2 separate regions of the Homo sapiens genome follow, and region 2 is linked to region 1. A link is an interaction called in ENCODE POLR2A ChIA-PET data of the cell type or tissue named here. Cell type or tissue: MCF 10A. All regions are shown on one strand. Each heading gives the region's core, and the rest is flanking DNA. Links, peaks and the distances in the headings are about the cores only. Region 1 overlaps SH3PXD2A (SH3 and PX domains 2A). Region 2 overlaps NEURL1 (neuralized E3 ubiquitin protein ligase 1).

The links. Peaks named below come from ENCODE experiments on the same cell type or tissue, not always from the same donor. Only the 100,000 strongest peaks of a DNase experiment are listed, where the experiment ranks them.
Region 2: POLR2A ChIA-PET joins it to region 1 with 5 read pairs; 3 of 35 experiments call an interaction of 5 or more read pairs at or near these places.

Annotation. Positions count from the first base shown.
Region 1 is chr10:103,660,512-103,663,409 of GRCh38, forward strand. SH3PXD2A (SH3 and PX domains 2A) reads right to left here. Exons shown (of 15, transcript NM_001394015.1): 8 at 472-603. LOC124902495 (a long non-coding RNA gene) reads left to right here. Exons shown (of 2, transcript XR_007062276.1): 1 at 1-626. Among named protein-coding and RNA genes, the nearest start is that of SH3PXD2A-AS1, 85 kb to the right of the region's middle. In MCF 10A, for the core only: no CTCF peak of the experiment used is centred there; a DNase peak (open chromatin) is centred at 1,270.
Region 2 is chr10:103,503,331-103,506,228 of GRCh38, forward strand. All of the region lies in intron 1 of NEURL1 (neuralized E3 ubiquitin protein ligase 1), which reads left to right. All of the region lies in intron 2 of NEURL1-AS1 (NEURL1 antisense RNA 1), which reads right to left. Among named protein-coding and RNA genes, the nearest start is that of NEURL1, 11 kb to the left of the region's middle. RefSeq lists an enhancer at 1,162-1,456. In MCF 10A, for the core only: no CTCF peak of the experiment used is centred there; a DNase peak (open chromatin) is centred at 1,211.

The sequences.
Region 1 (2,898 bases), core at 177-2,676:
CCTGGCCCTTCCACAAACTTGCCAGCGACCCGGGGACCCTGGACCCCATGGTGACAGCAGGGCCTGCCTTCCCCACCAGCTGGCTGGGCTGTCCTGCCTGGACCCTGGACCCTGGCTCAGAACGTGGTTGTTGCTGGGCATCCCTGAGCTGAGAGCACCCTGCCCCACGGGCCTCCGAGGGCACGGGGACCCCAGCAGGGCTGGCCATTTATTCCCGCGCTGTGCCTGAAACGTGCAATTAACACAGGCTGGTTAATTACCCCGAGCAAGGAGACATTCTTCCACCACCAGGCAAACTGCTGGCCTGCAGCCCAAACCAACAGGGGGAAACTTCAGCCGCCTCGGCCCTCTCTCTGCCAGATGGAAATAACGTATAGCTGCAGCGGTGGGGGAGGAGGGAGGAACAAAAACCAGCTCGGCCCGGGGGCCAGACCGGAACCCCAGTGGACGGCCATTGGCCAGGGCACTCACCGCTCTCGTTCTTCTCGATGACATCCACCACCTCCCCGGCCTGGAGGCTCAGCTCCGAGTTCTCCTGCTTCTTATAGTTGGACACCACCACGTACTGTTCCAGGATCATGGGCTCGGCGGTGGCGTCGGCACCTGGCGAGGGCAGAAAGCACGCGGTGAGCCAGCGGCCAGCCATGGCCCCGCGGCCAGGGCGCCCCCTGTCCATCGGCCTCCTCGGGGGTGGCTGCTCTGTCGCCAGCGCCGCTCCCAGGGGCAGCCCGCAGCCGGGGCTCGCAGCTCACAGGGCGCCAAGGACAGGCCATATAGCAAGGCCCCAGACCGGCCCGCTGCACCGCGGGGTCCGGGGGACATGGGGAGCCAGGGGGCCGGGGAGGGGACGGGCAGGAGGAGGAGGAAAGAGAGAGGCAGAGCGGAGGCGGAGGCCAAGGAAGCTCAGAAAGAAGCCTTGTGCTGCGATGAGTTAGTCACAGCCCGGCATGAGGGAGCCTGCGGGGAGGCCTGGGGCCGACGGGGTCTCTCCGGCCTCCCTCTCGGGCCGGCAGGGGCATCGGGGAGGGCGGCGAGCCAGCGGGTGGGCGGCCCATGAGGGCTGAGGCCAGAGGCAAAGGAAAGGCAAGCAGGAGGCTCCAGCCTCTGCCCCCAACCCCTGCAAACCCGAGAGAAAAGGCAGCCCTGCTCCCTCGGGCGGGAGAGGGAGAGGAGAGAGCGGGAGAGAGCTTCTCCACGGCCCAGGCCCAGGCGAGGAGTCAAGAGGGTTTGAGGCCGCCAATCACTGGGGTTTACTCGCAACCCTTAAATAGAAACACATGAGACCCGTCGAATGAGGAGCCGGGGGTGGAGGCAGGGGAGGGGGAGGAGGCCTAGACTGTTTACTTGAAACCCAAGAAGAAAGTCCCCGCGCCAGCGGCTGGCGAGCCCAGCCCGCCCCCCGCCAACTTTTCCTCAAGTTCGCTCCGTTCCTGCCCCTCGGGCTCACCCAGGCGCTGCCACCGAGCCCAGGCCGGGTACAGTCGGACCAGCCTCAGGCCTGCCCCCAGCCCTGCTTCCAGAGAGGGCCCTCTGGCTGCAGAGACTGACTCAGTTTCTCTCTGCCTTTCAGTGCCGGGGCTTGTGGTCAGGCCCCGGCAGTTTGAGGGGCTTGAGGGGTCAAAAGCTGGGTGCAGCAGAGGGAGGGCAGGTGGACTCCCAGGAGCAAGCAGCTTCTCTGTCCTCCTCAGCCACTGGACCAGCACGACATTTGCTAAGCAGGCACCAGGCAGGAAGGCAGACAGGCTGGGTGCCCTTTTAGCTTCCTAGCTGAGTGGCACTGGATGCTGCTTAAACCTCTGCACTTCAACTCTTCCCATCACCATTATTGGCGGGGGGGGGGGCGGGGGGGGATAAGACACTTAAAATATGATGTGCTTTTTTTTTTTTTTTTTTTTTTTTGAGACGGAGTCTCGCTCTGTCGCCCAGGCCGGACTGCGGACTGCAGTGGCGCAATCTCAGCTCACTGCAAGCTCCGCTTCCCGGGTTCACGCCATTCTCCTGCCTCAGCCTCCCGAGTAGCTGGGACTACAGGCGCCCGCCACCGCGCCCGGCTAATTTTTTGTATTTTTAGTAGAGACGGGGTTTCACCTTGTTAGCCAGGATGGTCTCGATCTCCTGACCTCATGATCCACCCGCCTCGGCCTCCCAAAGTGCTGGGATTACAGGCGTGAGCCACCGCGCCCGGCCTATGATGTGCTTTTAGCTAGGAGTGAAAAGGATCCACTAGCCAGAAATGGACTAGTCACCTCCTACAGGAAGCCTTCTCAGACCACCCCCAGCCCAAAGGGAATTCCTAGTATACTTTTGTTTTTTTTGAGACAGGGTCTTTGTTGCCCAGGCTGGAATGCAGTGGTGCAATCATGGCTTACTGCAGCCTTGACCTCCTGGATTCAAGCAATCCTCCCACCTCAGCCTCCCATGTAGCTGGGACCAAAGGCACACACCACCATACCCGGCTAATTTTTTTATGTTTTGTAGAGCTGAGGTCTCACTTTGTTGCCCAGGCTGGTCTTGAACTCCTGGGCTCAAGTGATCCTCCCGCCTCAGTCTCTCAAAGTGCTGGGATTATAGGCATAGGCCACTGCGACTGGCATAAACTATATGTCTGCCAATCTCCTTGAAGGCTAGGGGGCTTCATGTCACTAGCCTGGCTACAAAAATTGCTGAGGGTCTCCAAGTTCCACACAGCCCCCTTGGTGCCTCAGCCTATAGCCACATTCCCCACACGCCTGAGTTTGACTTGGCAAATGTGATGTGCCAGGCACATTAACCGCCCCATTTCATGCCCACAACATCCCCCTTATCTTCCATTTCACAAAAGACTAACCAGAGGCCCCTCTACAGCAGGCAAGAGACGACTCTAGCTCCCACAGCTGCTATGAAGAGCATCACATTCAT
Region 2 (2,898 bases), core at 206-2,705, 160 kb before region 1:
GTAAGAGGGCAGAACTTAGAGAAAAAGAAGGGCTAAGAGAAGAGGAGGAGGAATAAGCAGGAGTCACTGGGAGGCAGGTGGGAGGCCTTGGCTTTTTCTCTGCTCTAGTGACAGTTCCAAGGGGAGGTGGGGCTCTGGCACTGGGCTTGGGAACTGAAGTTCTCTGAGGATGAGAGTTGGGGTTTGTGGGATGCACTGATGGGGACGGTAAGAGGTAGGTGGGAGAGCTCATTTCATTGTTAAACTAAGCATCAGCTGAGGGCCATCAGCCGTGGGCTAGACACCTTCCTGGGCACGCCGATACGGTGAGAAATGCAATAGGTGAGTGCTCACCACTTCCAGCTTACCCTTTAGTGGGAAGGCAGATGGGAACAAAAATGACAAATGCATAAAAATGAATCTGGAGATCACAATTGCTAACATATATGTGCTAGAGCTCATGCTGTGCTCCCCCTGGCTTTTTTTTTTTTTTTTTTTTGAGACAGGGTCTTGTTCTGCTGCCCAGGTTGGAGTGCAGTGGCGTGATCACAGCTCACTGCAGCCTCACCCCCCGGGCTCAATGGATCCTCCCTCCACAGCCTCCTGAGTAGCTAAGACTACAGGTGTGCACCATCATGCCTGGCTAGTATTTTATTTATTTATTTATTTATTTATTTATTTATTTATTTATTTATCTTTTTGGAGACAGAATTTCACTCTGTCGCCCAGGCTGGAGTGCAGTGGCGCCATCTCAGCTCACTGCAACATCTGCCTTCCAGGTTCAAGGTATTCTTCTGCCTCAGCCTCCTGAGTAGCTGGGATTACAGGCACACACCACCACGCCCGGCTAATTTTTGTATTTTTAGAGAGCTGGGGTTTCACCATGTTGGTCAGGCTGGTCTTGAACCCCTGAACTTGTGATCTGCCCTCCTCGGCCTCCCAGAGTGCTGGGATTACAGGCGGGAGCCACTGTGCCTGGCCTGTTGTCATGTTTTCTTAGTCTCCCTCCTCTTGGTTGTGACAATTTCTCACACTTTCCTTGCTTTTGATGACCTTGACAGTTTTGAGGATTACTGGTTACGTATTTGTAGACTGTCTCTCTATTGGGATTTTTGTGGTGTTCTTCTCATGATTAGATTGCGGTTTTAGGTTTTGGAGTGAAAGACCACAGAGGTAAAGTGCCATTTCCCATCATATCAACGGCACATGCTGTCAACATGACTCATTGCTGTTGATGTTGACCTTGAGCGCCTGGCTGAGGGAGTGCTTGTCAGGTCTCTCCATTGTGCAGTTAAAGTTACACTTTCCTCCCTTTCTATTGCATTCTTTGGAAGGAAGTCACTGTGTGCAGCCCACACTTAAGCGGTGGGGGGGTTACGCTCCACAGGGGTGGGTGTTTACGTTCCACCTCCTGGAGGCCAGAGGCCCCGCTATCTTTAACAGTTCTTCTCCACTACTTCTTTAATTTCTTACCCAAACAATTATCTCTGGGTAAAGGCTTTGAAGGAGAAACTAGGGAGCTATAAGGGGGGAACTTGACTTGGTCTTGGGGATCAGGGAAGGTTTCTCTAGGAAGTGACCTGAAAATGAGTAGGGGTTGGCCTCAGTTCCTAGATGGGAAGCTACTAGCACGTTAGGCGAGAACTGTTCATTTCTCATCCTTGGCCTCTGCCGATTAAATGCCACTGGCCGCTCCAAATGCCAATGTGCCATTAAAAAAATAATAGCTCTCCTGTATCTTTTTTTTTTTTTTTTTAAAGAAACAAAGTCTTGCCTTGTTATCCAGGCTCTGGAGTGTGGTGGTTGTGACCTTGGCTTGCTGCAGCCTCAACCTTCTGGGCTCAAGCAATCCTCCCACCTCAGCCTCCTGAGTAGCTGGGTCTACAGGCACACAATACCAAGCCCAGCTAATTTTTTTTTTTTTTTTTTTGGTAGACGGAGTCTTGCTCTGCTGCCCAGGTTGGAGTGCACTGGTGCGATCTCAGCTCACTGCAACCTCCATGTCTGGGTTCAAGCAATTCTCTCTGCCTCAGCCTCCCGAATAGCTGGGATTACAGGCACCTACCACCACACCTGGCTAATTTTTGTATTTTTTAGTAGAAACAAGGTTTTGCCATGTTGGCCAGGCTGGTCTTGAACTCCTGACCTCAGGTGATCTGTCCACCTTGGCCTCCCAAAATGTTGGTATTACAGGCTTCAGCCATTGCTCTCAGCCCTGGCTAATTTTTTAATTTTTGTAGAGACAGGATGTCACTATGTTGCCCAGGCTGGTCTCAAACTCCTGGCCTCAAGTGATCCTCCCACCTTAGCCTCCTAACGTGTTGGGTTTACAGGCATGAGCCACCATGTCCAGCCAGCCAGCTCTTCTGTATCTTAAAAAGCACCCTAGACGGGGCAGTACTACCCCAGTTGAGCTGGGTATGGAGGCCACATGAAGGGTGTTCTTAGGAGAAGGAGCTCAGGACTGGCTCAGAGCTGCTGCCGGGTACAGCAGGGCTGAGCCCTGGCCAGAGTCACCCCAGCCCTCCTGGCCAAGGAACTTTCAGCAGAAAATCATTAAGTAGCTGCTTCCTTGCCTCTCAGAGGTGTCCCACCCGCTTCTCACTCATTCTGTCCGTGGAAGTACATTGCTGATCACAGACTGTGTGGGGACAGGGGAGGAGGAGGAGGAGAGAGGGCCCTTCTTGGGATGGGGGGACAGAAGAGGGAAGTATGTCTGCTGGCTTACCCAGATGGCCTTCTTTAGCCTTGTTGCCCTAGAATGCCATCCTGGCTGCTCCAGCGGTTGGGGTAAGGACGGAAAAGGGAGAACGTTGACAGGCGAGGTTGCTAGGATTAAGATGATGGCAGGTCCACATGCTCTTGGCTTTCACCTTCATCCTTCCCACTTGGCTTGCCCCAGCCCCTGCCTGGTGTCTG